2 separate regions of the Homo sapiens genome follow, and region 2 is linked to region 1. A link is a loop called in an ENCODE intact Hi-C map of the cell type or tissue named here. Cell type or tissue: CD14-positive monocyte. All regions are shown on one strand. Each heading gives the region's core, and the rest is flanking DNA. Links, peaks and the distances in the headings are about the cores only.

Evidence for each region. Hi-C counts contacts between places; a loop is a spot of excess contacts. Peaks named below come from ENCODE experiments on the same cell type or tissue, not always from the same donor. Only the 100,000 strongest peaks of a DNase experiment are listed, where the experiment ranks them.
Region 2: it touches region 1 in a loop (5-fold over the local background); 25 of 110 quality-filtered maps call a loop at or near these places.

What each region holds. Positions count from the first base shown.
Region 1 is chr5:36,259,604-36,270,103 of GRCh38, reverse strand. RANBP3L (RAN binding protein 3 like) reads left to right here. Exons shown (of 14, transcript NM_145000.5): 3 at 114-153; 4 at 637-714; 5 at 4,584-4,655; 6 at 5,006-5,145; 7 at 8,062-8,165; 8 at 9,240-9,324. All of the region lies in intron 1 of LOC124900962 (a long non-coding RNA gene), which reads right to left. Among named protein-coding and RNA genes, the nearest start is that of NADK2, 23 kb to the right of the region's middle. In CD14-positive monocyte, for the core only: a CTCF peak has its summit at 4,499 (motif pointing left); a DNase peak (open chromatin) is centred at 4,463.
Region 2 is chr5:36,496,974-36,505,343 of GRCh38, reverse strand. It overlaps LOC124900963 (a long non-coding RNA gene), which reads left to right and starts at 3,279. Exons shown (of 2, transcript XR_007058735.1): 1 at 3,279-3,457. In CD14-positive monocyte, for the core only: no CTCF peak of the experiment used is centred there; no DNase peak of the experiment used is centred there.

The DNA.
Region 1 (10,500 bases), core at 3,253-5,752:
AGTAATTGCAATTTTTGCCATTACTTTTAATTGCCAAAACTGCAATAACTTTTGCACCAACATAATACAAAGGCAAATACTCAGCTCTCCTCAGTGGTTTTGTTTCCTTTCAGAGACCTGCAGAAGACACCCTGTATGAAGCAGCAGAACCAGGTAATGATTTTCATCCTGTATTCCAAAATCAATCTTTATACAAACAAAATTAGCAGACACAAGTATTTTGGCATGTGGCACAGACTATGTGAAAGTTAATGTTTTTTCTTTTTTTAAATATGCCAGTAGATTCACTTTTGTTTTGAAAGATGACATATAGGTCCCTGAGAACACTGATGTTAGTGACTAAAATTCATTGTGCTCCACTCCCTGCCCCTTAGCCTATCAAAAGCATTCTCTGTAGACCTCAGAATGCATATACAAATTATTGCTGACACCACTCATTTCTAATTGTTTCATACTAGTATGATATGCCTATAGGTTTATAATCAATCAGCAAACTATTAACCCCAATATTTAAAATGTGCTATCAAATGATGGTCTGTGTAGACAAAAGAAAATTCTGTTTATCCTACCCTATCATGAGTTGAGGATAATTTATTATCACAAGTAATTTTAGCCTTTCCATTGCTTTTCTTGCAGAATGTAATGGTTTTCCAACAAAGCGTGTACGGTCTTCATCTTTTACTTTTCATATTACAGATTCTCAGTCCCAGGGAGGTATGTATAGCCTTGACTGTTGACTATTCACTGTTATGTTTATTCTGAATGCAAAATTACTGAGAAACTTTTCAAAAGGGTAATGTTAAAAGCTTGCCAGCTGAATAGTGTTTATAATATATTGTTACGTGAAAACAACAAGCTATACAATGGTACAGTTAGTCAGTATTTAAACATTCCATTTATCAGCATTGGAAAAAATACCAAAAGGACATAAGCCACAATGATAGCAGTGGTTATCTTAAGTAGAGGAGTTGCAAGTGATTTGGTCTCCTCCCTGTACCCCATGCCTCTGTATTTTGCTATGTTTCCAAAGTTTCTGCATTGAGCTTGTATTAGCTTTGTAAGCAGGAGAAAAGGCCATTTTTAAAGTAACCACAGGCTGGGCGCGGTGGCTCATACCTGCAATCCCAGCACTTTTGGAGGCCAAGGTGGACAGACCATGAGGTCTGGAGTTTGAGACCAGCCTGGCCAACATAGTGAAACCCCATCTCTACTAAAAATACAAAAAAAATTAGCTGGGCATGGTGGCAGGTGCCTCTAGTCCCAGCTACTTGGGAGGTTGGGGCAGGAGAATCTCTTGAACCTGGGAGGCGGAGGCTGCAGTGAGCCGAGATTGCTCCACCGCACTCCAGGTGGGGTGACAGTGTGAGACTCCTAAGAAAAAAAAAAAAAAGTAACCGCCTATTTAAATAAATGGATGCCTACCCCTTGAAAATAATTTTATCATACACTGTATTCTGAGTAAACCAGTAACTTAGTTTGCTTGTCTTCTATGCTGAAAGCACTCCAGGGATTCCTTTCATAATGAGCTCTATGCCTTCCACCTTGTAATACAGCATCTATGTATATATTTTTCCTCCACTGTGAGTTCCTCGAGGTCATCTTCATGGTTGATAGTGTCTTACATATGGTGACCACAAAATAAATATTTACTGTTGAATGGAATTGAATGGAAATTAATTTATCATCTTCATCAGATGTACTCATTTTTATTAATAGAAATAAAAAGATTTTTCTAAATTAGTGATACAGAAATTTTTCCAAAACAGCAAAACTCCAAATGAAAACAAAACAAAAAACCCACTTTCTTACTGACTTTAGTTTGCAATCTGCTTTTAGTGTCAACCTTGTCTCAGAAGCAAATGAGATGTTCATCCGTCACTAACCTCCCAACCTTCCCCCATTCTGGGCCAGGTAATAAAGAGTTTCTAGAACCTCAAGCCTGACACTGACTTTTCAAAATCATTCTTATTAATGATGACTTTTCTTTTTTAGCGATCATAAAATGCTGACACTTTAGAAATAAACAGAGGCCTTAGCAAAGTATGCATCGAAGAATACCTTATGAATTCTAACTTCACAAATTCTGAGTATATGTTTTTACCTTTGGTAGAAAGTTTGAACTTCATGTTTTTTTAGGATTTCACATTTATAACAGTATTATTTTATTTAAGGCAGCCCTATAAAAGTAAAAACAATTTGCATTATTTTACTTACTATTGTCCATCTACATAGTTTATAATGTAATAGCATTTAAAACATGCAATTATGCTTTAGATTCATATTTTAAGCTTAGCATAGAAATCCATTAAAATTTCCACTAATTAAAACATTACTCCTCTTTACTTGAAATTTATAATGTTTTGCTTAGTAAAACTGTTTTATCATAATAAAATATTTGAAATGGTTGGCATTTTCTCCACATTAAAATGATCTCTATTCTCATGTTTTTATTTCTACTAAACAATCAATTGCCTTTTCCAAGTTAAGTTTGCCACTAAGAAAGAAAAATTACAAACTACTCACTTCATTTGAATTGATCCCCCTCTACCCAGGAACTACAGAGTTTTTTCTTTCTTTCTTTCTTTTTTTTTTTTTTGAGACGGAGTCTGGCTCTGTCGCCCAGGCTAGAGTGCAATGGCGTGATCTCAGCTTACTGCAACCTCTGCCTCCCGGGTTTAAGTGACTCTCCTGCCTCAGCCTTCCAAGTAGCTGGGACTACAGGCGCACACCACCCATGCCCAGCTAATTTTTGTATTTTTAGTAGAGATGGGGTTTCACCATTTCGGCCAGGATGGTTTTGATCTCTTGACCTCGTGATCCGCCCACCTCGGCCTCCCAAAGTGCTGGGATTACAGTCGTGAGCCACCATGCCTGGCCTGAACAACAGAGTTTTTCAATGAATAAATCTGTATTCTTATTAATAATTGCAGGCATGACTGAGCAACAGTATATCAAGTAACTTTCAGATGCAGAAGAGACACCTTTTAGTGTCTCTAGTCCTTCTAACCTGACTGACAAGCTCAGACATTAAGAGAAACAGAGATCCTGGCTGGGCGTGTTGGCTCATGCCTGTAATATCAGCACTTTGAGAGGCCAAGGCAGGCAGATCTCTGCAGGCCAGGAGTTCGAAACCAGCGTGGCAAACATGGTGAAACCTGGTCTCTGCTAAAAATACAAAAATTAGCCGGGCATGGTGTTGCACGCCTGTAGTTCCAGCTACTTGGGGCGCTGAGGCAAGAGAATCGCTTGAACCCAGGAGGCAGAGGTTGCAGTGAGCCAAGGTCATGCCACTGCACTCCAGCTTGGATGACAGAGAGAGACTCAATCTCAAAGAAAAAAAAAAAAAGTGAGAGAGACATAGAAATAGAGATCCTAATCCCAGAGGCAAAGGTGTTCTGTTTTATTGTATTTATACATAAAACAAAGGAACGACTTTAAGTTATCTATGCACGTGCTTTAATTCATTTTTTACTGGACACTCACACAAAAAGAAAGATTATCATTCTGTTTTATGTTGTGCAGAATGTTAGTGGTGTTCAGCAGGAGAAAAATATGGCTCTTTTTTTGTTGATGTTCAATAATAAAGATCATAAAAAACATTAAATTGAACTCTGAAGTAGAGAAGGGATTCTACCCCAACATTTATAACACCTTAAAGAATACTTTGAAGAAGCAATTATTCTTTTCTCATTTTCATTAAATGCCAAAGGTTGCTGTTTCTGCAATTTGCAATGAAGAGGAGATCCCTTTGAAATGTATAGAAATTCTATACTCGGAGCCACCACCACAGTCTTACCCCACCAACATGTTTGTAGAAAAATAACTTAGCAGATTTGTCATCTTTACTTCTTTCTTCAGGTATACTCATTAAAAAGTCAGGGAGTGTGGGCAGACTTTGCTAACAGTTTTATAATATTCTATAAGAGCTATATATTAATGCCGGAGGGTTCATTACCAATTCAGATTTTGTAGTCTGTAGAATTTCTGACAGTGCACTATTTAAAGATTCAAAAAAAAGACTGCCTTTTCTGCTAGTCACCTAATTTTCACTTAGATATCTGAAAGTAAACAGAACTATGTAGCAGGACGCATCCGGCAATATCTTTTTTTTTTTTTTTTTTTTTTTGAAATGGAGTCTCGCTCCTGTCACACAGGCTGGAGTGCAGTGGTGCGATTTCAGCTCACTGCAACCTCCACCTCCTGGGTTCAAGAGATTCTCCTTCCTCAGCCTCCCGAGTAGCTGGGATTACAGGCACCTGCCACCACGCCCGGCTCATTATTTTTTGTATTTTTAGTAGAGACGGGGTTTCGCCATGTTGGCCAGGCTGGTCTCGAACTCCTGACCTCAGGTGATCCACCCGCCTTGGCCTCCCAAAGTGCTAGGATTACAGGCGCGAGCCACCGCGCCTGGCTGGCAATCCCATTTTTCGCAGAGCCAGTGCTCCAGAGGGCACTACCTACTACTCTGTTAGTGCCAATTGCGACATCTGCTGGTGAGTTCGGAATGGGATTGTTAAGCCCCAAATAGTGTAGAATCTGACACTCTTCTGTATTTAAAAAAATTTAAATATTTTTTCTTACAGTGAGGAAAAACAATGTTTTTATGACATCAGCTCTTGTGCAAAGTAGTGTTGATATAAAGAGTGCTGAACAAGGTATGTAGCTTCTATTTCAAGAACCTCAGAAATTGTATATTTTACCACCTATATTTTCATCTCCCTATATGTGTGCGTGTGTTGGGGGCATGGAGGTAGGTCAGAGTGACAAAACATGAAGAAATAATGCAAGTAAGCCAGGTTTCATGATCAAAATGAATAGTTATTGGGCAAAAGCTAGGCAGGGTGTGAATGTTGGGGAACTCAATGGTTATTTTGACTTGGATTAATTAACGCTAGTCCCTCATTTAAACATGACTTTAGAAAATAAGAATTATATTAATTAAAAATAGGGAGTAAAGGAATATTTCAGTAAACATATATTTATCCTTTAATTCTATTCTTTTAAGGTCCTGTGAAACATTCTAAACATGTTATTAGACCTGCTATTTTGCAGCTACCTCAAGCTCGAAGTTGTGCAAAAGTAAGAAAAACATTTGGACACAAGGCACTGGAATCTTGCAAGACTAAAGAAAAAACAAATAATAAGGTGAGAAAGCCCAGGATAACGGAACTGACCTCAATCCCTCATCTTTCTTTTTGCAGGTTGTTTGGGGCCCCCATATCCAGAAATAGGAGTTGTCTGAGCTTTGTTTTGTTGTTGGGCTAGATAGCATAAAGCCCTTGGTAAACTTTTCAAAGTTGTACTCTGACATTGGAGAGTTGTAGTCTCACAAATCTGTGGTCTCTCTAAAGTTGTAAAGTTGAGTACTGGGTAGTGGAAATCTGGGGGTCTTGTGCCAGAGCAATGACCCTGTGTGAGAATGGGGACAGCAATGAGGGAGCCAGGGGCCAGAGTCAGTAGTCAAAAAAGAGGCAGGGATTTTCTCTACATCGCCAACTGGTCAACATCACAGTGTATCGTTGCCAGTTTAGGTCATACCAGAGGTTCATTTCAGAGCCAAATTCCAGTATAACAGGAGCAGAGAACTCCCTATACAGTGTAGTTGGGAGGGTTTGGGAAGCCTCTAGAGACAGATAAGAATTCTAACTTCCAACTATGTAGTGTCTGAATCACTCTTTGTAGGCCTTTCTAAACAGACAGTAACTTACACAAGCCGTGCAGATATGGGTTTGGGGATATATTCAATTGCTGTAGTGCTACCTGTCTTCCAGCAGAAGCAGACACAGGAGGAATAGGACTCAAGATAGGTAGGTTGGAATTTGAGAGTTATTCCATCTTAGCCATTTGTTTCCAGCTGAACTACTGAGGATTGGTCACATAGTTTCGCTTTGTTTTCCCTTAGTGAACATAAGGACAGAAACACGGAAGTGTAAAAAAATACCAGATTGGTACTAATCTTGCCTCTGCTGCTATCTTTGTTTATCTAAACAAAGCACCCATTCAACATCTTTTTATATCAGCAAAGTAAGGGACTTGAACTTGATCAGCACTTTCCAATATTTTTATATTCCTAAACTCTTTACTTTGTAAGATATTATTTGGAGAGATCCATTATGAATTTAAAAAATCATTTCATCATTTATGCATGCTATATAAGTAATTTTTAAGTAAAACATGTCTTCAATTTTAGATAAGTATATTATTGTTTTCACTTAAATATAATGTAATAATTATCACCATGTTACATAATTCCTTACTTTTATTTAAGAAGTGAAGTGGCCAGGCGTGGTGGCTCACTCTTTTAATCCTAGCACTTCGGGAGGCCGAGATGAGTGGATCTCTTGAGCTAAAACGTTCCAGACAAGCCTAGGCAATATAGTAAAACACTGTCTTTACAAAAAATACAAAAATTAGCTGGGCATGGTGGCATGTGCCTGTAGTCCTAGCTTGAACCCGGGAAGTGGAGGTTGCAGTGAACCGAGATGGTACCAGCCTGGTGACAGAGCCAGACTGTCTCAAAAAAGAAAAGAGAAAAAAGAAGTGATGCATGGTGTTTAACTTGTTTTAAATTATGTAATAGAAAGTATAATATGTTGACTAATTTCTAAAAAGTTATATTGCATTTGATTTTAAAATGGCATGCACTATAAATATAGAGCAAGATTTTAATTACATGTTATGACATCAAAAATACATCAATATTTCTTTCTTGGCAGAATTTTTGTAAATATTGCATTGCATATTTTAAAATAAAATTTATTAATATATTTCTTCCATTTTCTTCTTAAATGATCCAAGCTTAAGAGAAAATTTCAAGCTATTGTTTATATTTATTTTTGAATAAATTATAAGGTCTAGGGAATAAACCTTATTTCCAGTTATTGAAAAGCCCTACTGTATATGCCCATCATTAAAAAGAAAATTTAATGCCCATCATTAAATTTTCCATTTATTGATCTTTGAAGATCCAGAGACACACTGTATATAAGATCCTATGTAAGAATTTTGACCAAATGAATGTAATTTAAAGATTTTGTGAAAACTATCTCTAGGTGGATTTTGTAGAACCATTATCTTTATATTTCTTATTATCTTGTATATCAAAATCAGATAAATTATTTTCATCCTATCATTAATCAATGGTTACTTACTATGTATAGATTAAACAATATATGCCTAAATAACTATTTTAACCAACATAGGAGTGAAAACTACCATTTTGGCTGAGAGATACATTATCTGAATGACTAGGTAATGAGCATGTACTTCGATCTTTGCCAACCATGGCACATGCTCTCTTGATACATATTTGTCAGTTGTCAAACTCTTGTTAAAAAAGAAAAAGTACTCAAAATTATTTTTATTGATTGAAATAAAAATTTAAGTGGAAACATAACCCATCTGGCTTTAAAAGACACAAACGCCCTGAAACATCTTTGCAAATTCCTGGTCGAGGAAGGAATTGTAAATACTAGATCAGATAATGTATAGGGTTCCTTCCAATTCTAAATTTCCTCACTCTTACATTTATATATTAATTCAGGTATTGTGCATACACATATGTACATAAGGCAAAGTAACTGGATAAGTTACTAGTTGAAAATTTCAAGATAAATAGATGAGTGGGGTTTTCTCTCACATTGGGTGACTAGGATGGTGACATTCTTAGGGTGTTTCCCAGGATTAAATAGTCCTGAAAAGAGCTTTACTAATCCAGAAATGAGAATTAACCCAATTTGACTAAAATGGCAAAAATAAACAAAACATGGTGGGATTTCTGAATATTATGATATTCCGGTATTAGACAGATCGCCACTGTATGTGACCTGGGCAAATTATTTAAGTTTTTTGTGTCAGTTTACTCACCTGTAAAATGTGGACAATAGAATTACAAAGTGTTAGAGTTGTAAGGAGTAAATGAGATCGTACATAAAATGCTTAAGGCAGTACTTAAACATAGTAAGCTTTCAATATATTTAACTATAACTATTGTTTCCTTGTCTGATGGTCCTATAGTAAGGTAGTCTTTATAAACTTTTTGATGGATTTCTTTACTTTCAGATTTCTGAGGGAAATTCCTATTTGTTAAGTGAAAATTTATCAAGGGCTAGAATTTCAGTCCAGCTGTCTACTAACCAGGACTTTTTAGGTGCAACATCAGTAGGGTAAGTTAATGAGAAAATAGAAGCGTTGTCCTTTCATTCTTGCATTCTTTCATTATTATAACCATTCATGGAAAATAATTTTCTGACCTTGTACGGATAAATTGCCAAGATTCCCATTTGAAAGGAGATTTTATAGGAAACACAAGTTTAAAATGTTTTTAAAAATATTTCGATTCTTAAATATTATCATATTAATACTGGATTGTCTTCATTGTTTCATTAACTTGGGTGAGAACTTTTTGAAAATGTATGGCTAAACTTTTATTTAGTTGGACATAAATTATCTGATTAGTAGATTAGGCTCTCTTCCTCTCTCTCTAGCATTTTTTTCTTTTATTTTGGCATTATACATTATTTATTGGCATAGGTTAGATAAGCAACAAGGAAAGCAGTATAAATCTGCAATATTTATTAGTATTACTAGTGATGGATAAATGTTTGATCTGAGAGGTTAAAACTAGCTGTGGATATAAACTGACTCACATGACTGGGCTCTGTCCAGGTGCGGTAGCAGGTGCCTTCTATGTGCATTGGGGATGCAATGCCGAACCCTGAGCACATCTGTCTACAAAGAGCGGGCTTCCGGTCTTCGAGTTTCTCATCATGAAAAACACTTTTAACATTAAAAAAAAGTTTCTGGGAGGCAAAAAATTTAAGCCAATGCACACTCAATTATAACAGACAGGGTTTCGCTTTTGCCCTGGAGATCTCTGGTTGCTAAAACATCAGCCACTTGAGGAAGAGAAGAGGGGAAATTAGATACTAGACAGGGTGTGTTGGAAAAGCAAAAGGGGTTGGGAAGCCCTCCTGGCTGACCACACAGCCAGTGCAGTGATGGGCATGAGGCAGTCAGGACTGGTCTCTGCCAGTGCTGTAAGAGCTGGAAACTATTTTGACAATCACCTCTGGATGCCACTATCTGAATTTTTCCTTCATTTTTCATTAAATTCACACTAACAAAAGTGAGCAGTAAATTTGATTTACATAAATCTATTAAATTATCTGATTATTTCAAGGTTTAAAATGGCTTTATCTATGTATTTAAAATAGTAAATGCTTATTTCATTTTCTTAGATGTCAACCAAATGAAGATAAATGTTCTTTTAAAAGCTGCAGTTCCAATTTTGTTTTTGGAGAAAACATGGTAGAAAGAGTTTTGGTAAGATTTTGGTATATGTTTCTATTACTATATACAGAGCTGTCACTTTAAATTTCTAAAGGTAAATTAATTAAAAGTAATATTAAATTGAATTATACTTTTTAACTCCTGAGTTCAAACGCACATTTTCTTTCTTTAACTGGAAAGATTCTCCTGGGAAGCATGTCCTAGTTGTTAAAATAATAGAAACCCACAGAGGAAGGGAACTGTATAATTATAACATTATTACTGATGTGAAATATTAAATAGTTCTTTGACTTGTGTTAAACCAAAAGTACCCAAGGAAATCCCAGAATCATCTGCAATAGTTAGATAAGCTCAGTTGGTAATGATAGTTTAATAGTTTGTCGATGTCATCATTTTGTAACAAGATGCATTTAAAATTATTTGCCAGTTTGGTTTTTTTTTTTTTTTTTTTTGAGACAGAGTCTCGCTCTGTCACCCAGGCTGGAGTGCAGTGGTCCGATCTCTGCTCACTGCAACCTCCGCCTCCTGGGTTCAAGTGATTCTCCTGCCTCAGCCTCCTGAGTAGCTGGGACTACAGGCGCGTGCCACCACACCTGGCTAATTTTTTTTTTTTTTGTATTTTTAGTAGAGATGGGGTTTCACTGTCTTAGCCAGGATGGTCTCGATCTCCTGACCTCGTCATCTGCCCACCTCAGCTTCCCAAAGTGCTGGGATTATAAGCTTGAGCCAATTTGTTCTTATCAGTTAACCACAACCCTAACTTCAAGCTCTTACATCAAAAAGCATTATTATAACTTTCTTTTGCTAGCTTTCAGAGAAAATTCATAGTGCTTTACTTGCCTAGGAGAATATACTTGCCTAGTGAAAACCCCTCACGTTATTACCATCATCCTTATTTAATGTTCAGCATCCTCTTGCAATGAGGTAACTGCTTCTCTGATCCCCACAGAACTCTGATCTACAGTGGAAAATTTTACAGAAAAGTGAAAGCTGTGGAAAACCATGCCTATGGTTTTATCTGGTCCATCACATCTTCATACCTTTTCCAGCTTTCACTCAAGTCAGGAAAGTGGCTGAGATAGCTCGAACGTGCCTAGCTTGTCTCAGGGATACCAGTTACATGAAGAATCCCAAAGAAGCTGCAGAGATTTAAAAACCCATGTACGGATTTAGATTAATAAAAGAACCAACTCGTTAAGCCAGTTCATT
Region 2 (8,370 bases), core at 1,692-4,191, 240 kb before region 1:
TTTCTTTCAAGCTAGGTATTTTAGCTTTTTAAAATATTTATCCAGTATTTACATGTGTTTGAGTGGGAGGAAGTCTTTGTTGAGTCAGGCTGCCATGCCTGCAGCTTTGGAGGCCTTTTGCATGCAGAAATTGGTCATGCATCTCTCTCTTAAATGAGTCTGGCCATGTTCCCTTTACCCCCACTGACCTCATACCTCAAGGAAATTTGACAAGCCAGAAGCATAAATTGCATACCTGAGCTGAGCTTCCCCTTCTATTTTATTTACATCATTTCTCAAAAATAATCACAGAAGGATGGAGCTGGGTGAGGCCTTATAATCCTCTAGTCTGATACCCTCTTTAATCAGCTGAGGGACCAGGGACTAGCTGGGCCCCTGGATTTTGGATTCTCCATCTGAAACACTTTCAAATTCATTATCTTGAGTAGAGTATAGGAAAAGGAACACTGGATTTTTAATCAGAAAACCAAGAATTGCATCCCAAGTTTGCCTTTTACCTGCTGTTTGATCTTGGGCAACCCTTTTGAGATCTAGTGAGTTATCTGTTAAATGGAGGCAGGCTGCATGGAATTTTTGATTCAGGAGATGTGACAGTTTCTGATATGCAATAGGCATTAATATTTTCTTTCTTATGATTAAGATCTCTCATACCCACTCTTGGAAACATCTTTGAAGCTGTTCATTCTCACAGAATCTGCCTGGAAAGAACTCACAAAGTACCTGGAGACTTACTAAATCAGAAGGTGTAAAGTTGGGAAACAGAAGGTTATTTTCCATTTCCCTTCTTTCCAACCAAATACTGAAACTTTGTTCCCAAAGAGTAAGGTATGTCTGCTTTAAAGAGTTACACAAAGGCCATAAAATTGCAAGTGGAGCCATTGCAAACTCACAATGTTTTTTATTCTAGCTTCATGTTCATTGACCTATGGCTTTCTTATGGGAGTCATGGGTGAATTCTAGACCAGACTGTTGGCAAACTTACTCTGTAAAGGGCCAGATAGCAAATATTTTAGGCTTTGAGGTCCACAAATAGTCCCTATCATAGTCTTTGTTTTGTTTACAGCCTTGCAAATATATAAGAGACATTCTCGTTCATGACTATACAAAAGGAAAGCTGTGGGCTGGATTTGGCTCACAGGTCTGGCTGTAGCTGTAGTTTTCTGAGCCCATTCTAGACAGACACAGCCTTCTGACTACGTCCATGAAGACTTTCCTGACTTCAGCAATGTCATTCAGTGCTTAGGGGCACTCAGCCTAATTATCCTACCATATTTGTTCAGGAATGACAGCCTCCCTGATCTGCTGCCCCTGCCCCCAGCTCCTGACCTTTCAGCCTAGTCCTAAAAGAAAAAAGGTCGCCCTCAGCACATGGTTACTTATGGGGTTTCCACCCACCCAGTGCTTTTACCTTTTAATCAGAAAGTGACTTCCTAGGGGGCTAAATCAATGCTTCACAACATTTACTATGTCCGGCATATTTGGAAAATGGTGGTAGTTTGTACAGCTCAGGGTTATGTGGGGAGGTGAGCAGAAGAGGGTTGAACAGATGCAAATGCTCATGACCAGAGGCTACTGGGTTTAGGGACTCCATCTTCCCCTGGAGGGTGGATGGGATCAATGTCTCAGCAAACCTCTTAGGAACAGAGCATAGTAGCTGTATGTGTAATAAACATTGGAGTCAGTGCCAACTTTGCTTTTTGTTAACAATATGACCTTTGTCAAGATTTTTAACCTCCTATGTCTTAAGTTCCTCCTCTATAAAGTGGGAATACTAATAAAAGTAGCCATCTTACAATGTTTATTTCACATATCAAAATGTACATGTAATATACATACATATATATAATATGCATGAGAGCATCCTAAGCAAGGTGCTTAGTTGTGAATACTAAGACATAGAATGTATTCTCTTCCTCTTTTTAGTTAAACAGTTATTTTGCATTAAGTGAATCTTCTTTATTGAAGAAAGTCCCAGGAATGAATAATTTCTAACATCAAATTGAGACAAATTTTTTTGTCAGAAAGATTTGTTAAAAAAAATTTCCTTACAGGTTTAAGCTTACATTTTGTGTGTCTATTTTTGTAGCTGAAACACACAATGCCAAGGAGCACCTGCCTTCTCTACCCAGAGGACACTGAGATGAGTTAGGAATCTGCAGTTCTTTCAGGCCAGAGTCCCTGCTCTCTAGACAATGTACTACAGGAATTTCTAGGTCCCAGCAGTTCCTCAAGAGTTAACATAGGGTAAGAAGCAGAAAGCATGAGATAATCTTCCAAAGTTTGGCATGTGGTATGAGTTTGGTACAAATTTGATAAAAGTTTTGAATTAAATAAAACATTGGGTTGAGCAGAGTGTCCTTAGTGGCAGTGATCACGTCATTGATAACCACAGTTTGCTGACGGAGCTGTGGTTAAACCTTCTGTGGATAATCAATATTTGGCTATGCCTGGGAGTGCATCCTCTCTCTATCCCCATGGCAGCTGACCCTTCCAGGAGTCCCGTGATACAATGCAGGGAATGGCAGTAAGAGAGCAATAATGTCAGGAAATGAGAGATCACTTTACCAGTGGAAACCACAGGAATCCTGGGCAGGCAGAAAGTAATCATGAAAACTGCTTTTTGGCAACGTGACATGGGTCAGCTCTCTTGGCCTCATGAAGAGCGTCTGCGATTTATTGTGGCTTTAATCACATTAAGCCTTTGTGGTTATGGGATAGCTGCATCACAAGGAGTTTGAAGTACAATTTTGCTTTACTGTAGTAATCAGTTTATACCTAGCATTTTATGAGGGTGAAGGAAAGTGGACAATAAGGTTTCTTCATGTAAGATCCTAAAATTGGCTGGTAGGTCAGAGTTTGCACACATATAACACTTAAAGACAAAAGTGAAACATCTCAGAAGCCAGGAAGCCCAGGCTACAGGTCCTCCAAATCGCTTTAATAAAACAACAACCAAAAGGATCTGTGATAGAGATGGCTTAGGAAACTCCAAATATGATATTCTCATTTGGAAAGTCACAAAGACATGGCCATGAAAAAGAGTCTGAAAAAGCCTGCAGTAAAGAATATGGTGTAGCTTTGTTTAGCCTTGAGTTCCACAAACATAATTGACCTTGGCACCCTGACTCTACCCACTGCCTAGTGATCTGGAGTTCCCTGAGTTTTCGGTTGAAAGCATCAGCAACCAGCTCTAGCTAAAAAGAGCAAAAGCAAATTTTCTGGAAGAATATTGGGAGCTTATAGAACTGTTAGGAATACTGGAGAACCAAGCTGCCTCCCATGAGGTTGACCTCATAGCTGACTTGACTTCACCTCATTACTTACAACTAGATCATTGTGAGGGCCAGAGGGGGCCTCAGATATCAGCCAGGGGGACCTTGTGAGTTCACGATGAGGAAGCTGAAACGGACAGAGAAGCAATGGCTTAACCCAATCAGCTGGCCGGTCATGGGAACAGGTGATCGCTATTATTTCCTCTACGCTACCTCCTCTCTTTTATTCTGATCTTTTCTTTGAGGGGGCAGGGGGTGATCCTTAAAAGCACAGCATTCCTATTATTCATGAAGAGATGGAACCCACATCCTGAGTGACTGCTTGGCAATCATGAGCTTTTCTTTTTTTTTAAACTTTTATTTTAGGCTCAGGGGTACCTAAACCTAAAGGTACCCCTTTAGGTTTGTTACATAGGTGAAGGTTTGTTACATAGGTGAACTTGTGTCATGAGGGTTTGTTGTACAGATTATTTCATCACTGAGGTATTAAGCCCAGTACCCAATAGCTATCTTTTCTGCTCCTCTCCCTCCTCCCACCCTCCACCCTCAAGTAGACCTCAGTGCCTGTTGTTTCCTTCTTTGTGTTTATGAGTTCTCATCGTTTAGCTCCCACTTATAAGTGAGAATGATCATGAGCTTTTTGCAGACGTAGTTATTTCTACCTCAACTGAACTCGATAGGCAATCTTATATTTACAAAGTGACAAAATATATGAGCTAATGTCTTTTCTACTTATTTCTAAAAATGAAATGATTTTGAGGTGGCTTGACACATCCCTATTAAAGCAAATACTTTTGTCATAGTACTTGTAACACTTTACCACTTTATTTATTTATTTATTTTTAGACAGAGCCTCGCTCTGTCACCCAGGCTGGAATGCCAGTGGTGTGATCTCAGTTCACTGCAACTTCCACCGCCCAGGTTCAAGCAATTCTTGTGTCTCAGCCTCCCGAGTAGCTGGGATTACAGGTGCGTGTAAATTAGCATGCCTGGCTAATTTTTTTTTGTATTTTTAGTAGAGACAGGGGTTCTCCATGTTGGCCAGGCTGGTCTTGAACTACTGGCCTCAAGTGATCCACCCACCTCAGCCTCCCAAAGTGCTGAGATTACAGGCATGAACCACCGCACCCGGACCACTTTACCACTTTATTGCCCTTATTTGGTTCATCTTTGCCTTCTCCATCAGTCTGTAAATCTAATGACAGGAGGAGTCATGTCTATATCTTAACCACTGGACATAGTTGGTACTTAGTAAATGTGGAACAAAAAAAAAGAAAGACACTTGAATAATAGCTAGTTAGTAAAAGAAGTAATCCAAAGAGAATATTGGTGCTATATATAAAATGAATCCTATTTTTCAGTGGATGTGGACAACTGGCAGTCTTGAGTTTAAAAATCCCAGGTCTGGCTGGGTGCAGTGGCTCACGCCTGTAATCCCAGCACTTTGGGAGGGCGAGGCAGGTGGATCACCTGAGGTCGGGAGTTTGAGACCAACCTGACCAACATGGAGAAACCCCGTCTCTACTAAAAATACCAAATTAGCTGGGCATGGTATGCATGCCTGTAATCCCAGCTACTCAGGAGGCTGAGGCAGGAGAATTGCTTGAACCTGGGAGGCGGAGGTTGCGGTGAGCCGAGATTGCGCCATTGCACTCCAGCCCAGGCAACAAGAGCGAAACTCCGTCTCAAAAAAAAAAAAAAAAAAAATCCCAGGTCTGCTGGGCATGGTGGCTCACACCTGGAATCCCAGCACTTTGGGAGGCCAAAGTGGACAGATTACTTGAGCTCAGGAGTTTGAGATTAGCATGGGTAACATAGGGAAACCCTGCCTCTACAAAAAACAAAAACATTAGCTGCGCATGGTGGTGTGCGCCTGTAGTCCCAGTTACTTGAGAGGCTGAGGTGAAAGGGTCACTTGAGCCCGGGAAGTTGAGGCTGCAGTGAGCCAAGATCATGCCACTGAACTCCAGCCTGGGCCACAGAGTGAGACTCTGTCTCAAAAAAGGATAAAAAGTCAGCTCCATCATTCAATTTAATACCAGTATGATCATGGACAAGTTGGTTGTCATCATCAAGATTCTATTTCCTTACATGTGAAATGGGGTGATATGGTTTGGCTGTGTCCCCACCCAAATCTCATCTTGAATTGTAGCTCCCATAGTCCTCATGTGTCATGGTTTTATAGAGGGGAGTTCCCCCGCATACACTCTTGCCTGCCACCTTGTAAGATATGCCTTTGCTCCTCCTTTGCCTTCTGCCATGATTGTAAGGCCTCCCCAGGCATGTGGAACGGTGAATCCATTAAAGCTCTTTTTTTTGTAAATTACCCAGCTTCAGATGTGTCTTTATTATCAGCATGAGAACAGATTAATACATGGGGATAATGCATTTTTCTAGCACTGTGAGATAGAAATGTTTCCTGTCTAGGCCGGATAGAGAAGGATCACAGTCCTGGGGGCCTTGGCAATTTTCAGGGGGCTTCCACATGTGCAGTATCCCACCTGCCTACCGCCCCCTCAACACACCGATGCAGTGGGGGATGGGAGCAGAATGAGTCTTAGACAGAAAATAGAACCTACCTTTTAAAGCACCCTCATTTTCCCCTTTATCCATTTTAGGAGAAATCTGCATGGATCACATGTTTTTCTTCCTCCTTTCTTTTCCTCTTTCTCTTCCTTCTTCTCACACTTGCATTTCTTCTTTTTTCCCTTTTGTGAGCACCGACAAGCCTTAAGTTCCAGAGCCTCCTTTTTGGCACCAAGAAGTATTTATTTATTCTTTCTCCCTCCTGTGTGAGAAAGGAAAGACCAGAGGGCTGGAGTTTGTCTGTCTTCCTCATCTGTAGGGGAGTCCTCTCTCAGTATGTGGGTTTACTATTGGGGTATATTTCCTGCCTTCTGGAACATTTTAGGCAGAATCTAAACTTTTTTTAATGATTCAGAATTATCACTATAGGATGTAGCGTTGGAAAGACATAGGACTCTGAGATTTTGACTAAAAAATCAATTCATAACAGGAGGAGAAAGAAAACTTCCCTGGTTAAGTAAGCAATTAAAGACTTTTAGGTCCTTTCACCTCCTGGGAAGAATGTTGCATTGGAGCTAAGGTGGTCAGCAGGTAATGCGGTCCCTACACTCGAAGAGACAGAGTCTGTCAGAATCTGGTTAGCATCATCCAGTAATTTCCCCAGTTTGTGAAGAAATGACTGTGTTCTGGGTTTTGTACTTAACCTTGATCTCCCACCAATGCAGAAAGTTAAGTGCAAAGGGAAATTGTTAAAAGCTGTGGATTCACAAGTCCAGCTCTCTCACTCCAAATCCCAGCTTTGCCTCTCAGTAGCTGAAAAAATCTCAGGAAAGATGCTTAACTCCATCTTTAACTCCATCCAAGACTGGAACAATAATACCTACTGCATAGGGTAATAATAATACCTACTGCATAGGGTAGTTTTGAGTTAAATGAGATGGTGCACAGAAGCATCTAATAAATACTAACTCTCATGATGTGCATTTATGGGTGAAGAAAAATTAGGCAGGAGTGGAGCCAAGGTTTGACTCCAAATTCTACTTTTTTCATTTCTTCATGAAGCCATTGCCACAGGACAGAGAGAAAGTGGAGTTTGAGGCATAATCATTGGGATATTTCAAGTCACATTCCTACTTAGAAGTAATAAAATTTCACTAGTTTATTAGTTAGGATGTAGGTTCTGTTGTTAAAAACAAAAATATTAGTGGCTTAAACAAGATAAGGTTATATTCTTATCAAGGAATAGATCAAGCATAAGCAGTATAAGGTGACATGGTGCTCCACTGTGGCAGCAACCCAGGCTCTTTCTTGTTGGTCTGTCACCCTCAATGTGTGGCTGGTTGTCCCCGCTCCATCACCATGTGCACATCCCAGCCAGCAGGTGAGGAGACTGGAAAGGCTGAGGGTTCCCTTAAAGAAAAGCATGACTTGAAAGCTGTCCACATGACCTGCAATCGCATTCCACTGGCCGTACCCAGCTGCAAGGGAGGATGGGAAACACATCTGGCCCTATGTATCTGTGGGTTCTGCATCCGTGGATCCACCCAACTGAAGATCAAAAGTGTTCAGCAAAAATTGCATCCATGCTGAACATGTACAGTCACTTTCCTTGTTGTTATTCCCTAAACAATACAGTGTAATGATTTACATAGCATTTACATAGTATTAGATATTATCAGTAGTCTAGAGACGATTTAAGGTGTATGGGAGGAGATGTGTAGGTTATATGCAAATACTATGTCATTTTATATAAAGGACTTCAGTATCCATGGACTTTAGTATCTGAGAGAGATCCAGGAACTAATTCTTCACCAATACCAAGGGACAAATATATAGACTTTATTCTGAACAGTTATGTGCTCAACTATTATTAAAATAAAAAAGGAATAGTGACTATTGGGAGCTTAGGTGAAATAGTTCCTCTCCATCAGCTGATCACCTTTGTCCTGTTGCCAAGCTAAATCGATAATTCATTGTAAGCCCATTCTAGATACGCTATAATCCAGATTACTTACCACTGCAGTTAATGGGTCTATGTATCTCACCGTTAAGTATTCCAGAATGCAAAGGTTCTTTGATTTCCCTGTTACCCTTTCTTTATTGCCTTTTATTTCCTTTATCACTGCCAGGCTGCCCATTGGCATCTTGCTTTGCTGGCATCTAGCCCTCAGAGCCCTCTCTCCTTCCATCCCTGCCTGGCCCTTCCCCTTTTCCACCCACATATACATTTGACACTTGCTTTTTTTTGTAGATAGAATTATGTGCAATGCAAAAGCAAACTGGTTTGAGTGAAGGCTAACTTATCACAAATCTTGTGATTAATCCATGTTGGCTATTTGATCCAGCTCCTTGCTCGTTTCCTGATTCTCAATAATGTAAGAATAGTTGAGGTTGCTAGGTAAGAAGGTCTTTGTATTAGAAGAAAAGAGGAGGTGTAAGAGCAGTGATGGGGAGAACAAAGCCATTAGAAAGTGCAGTCTTACAGGGAATTTTTTGAGGGAAAAACACCACCACCACTCAGGACTTAAGAATAAAAAGATGAAGCAGATAAGGATTATAGCAGAAATGAGTA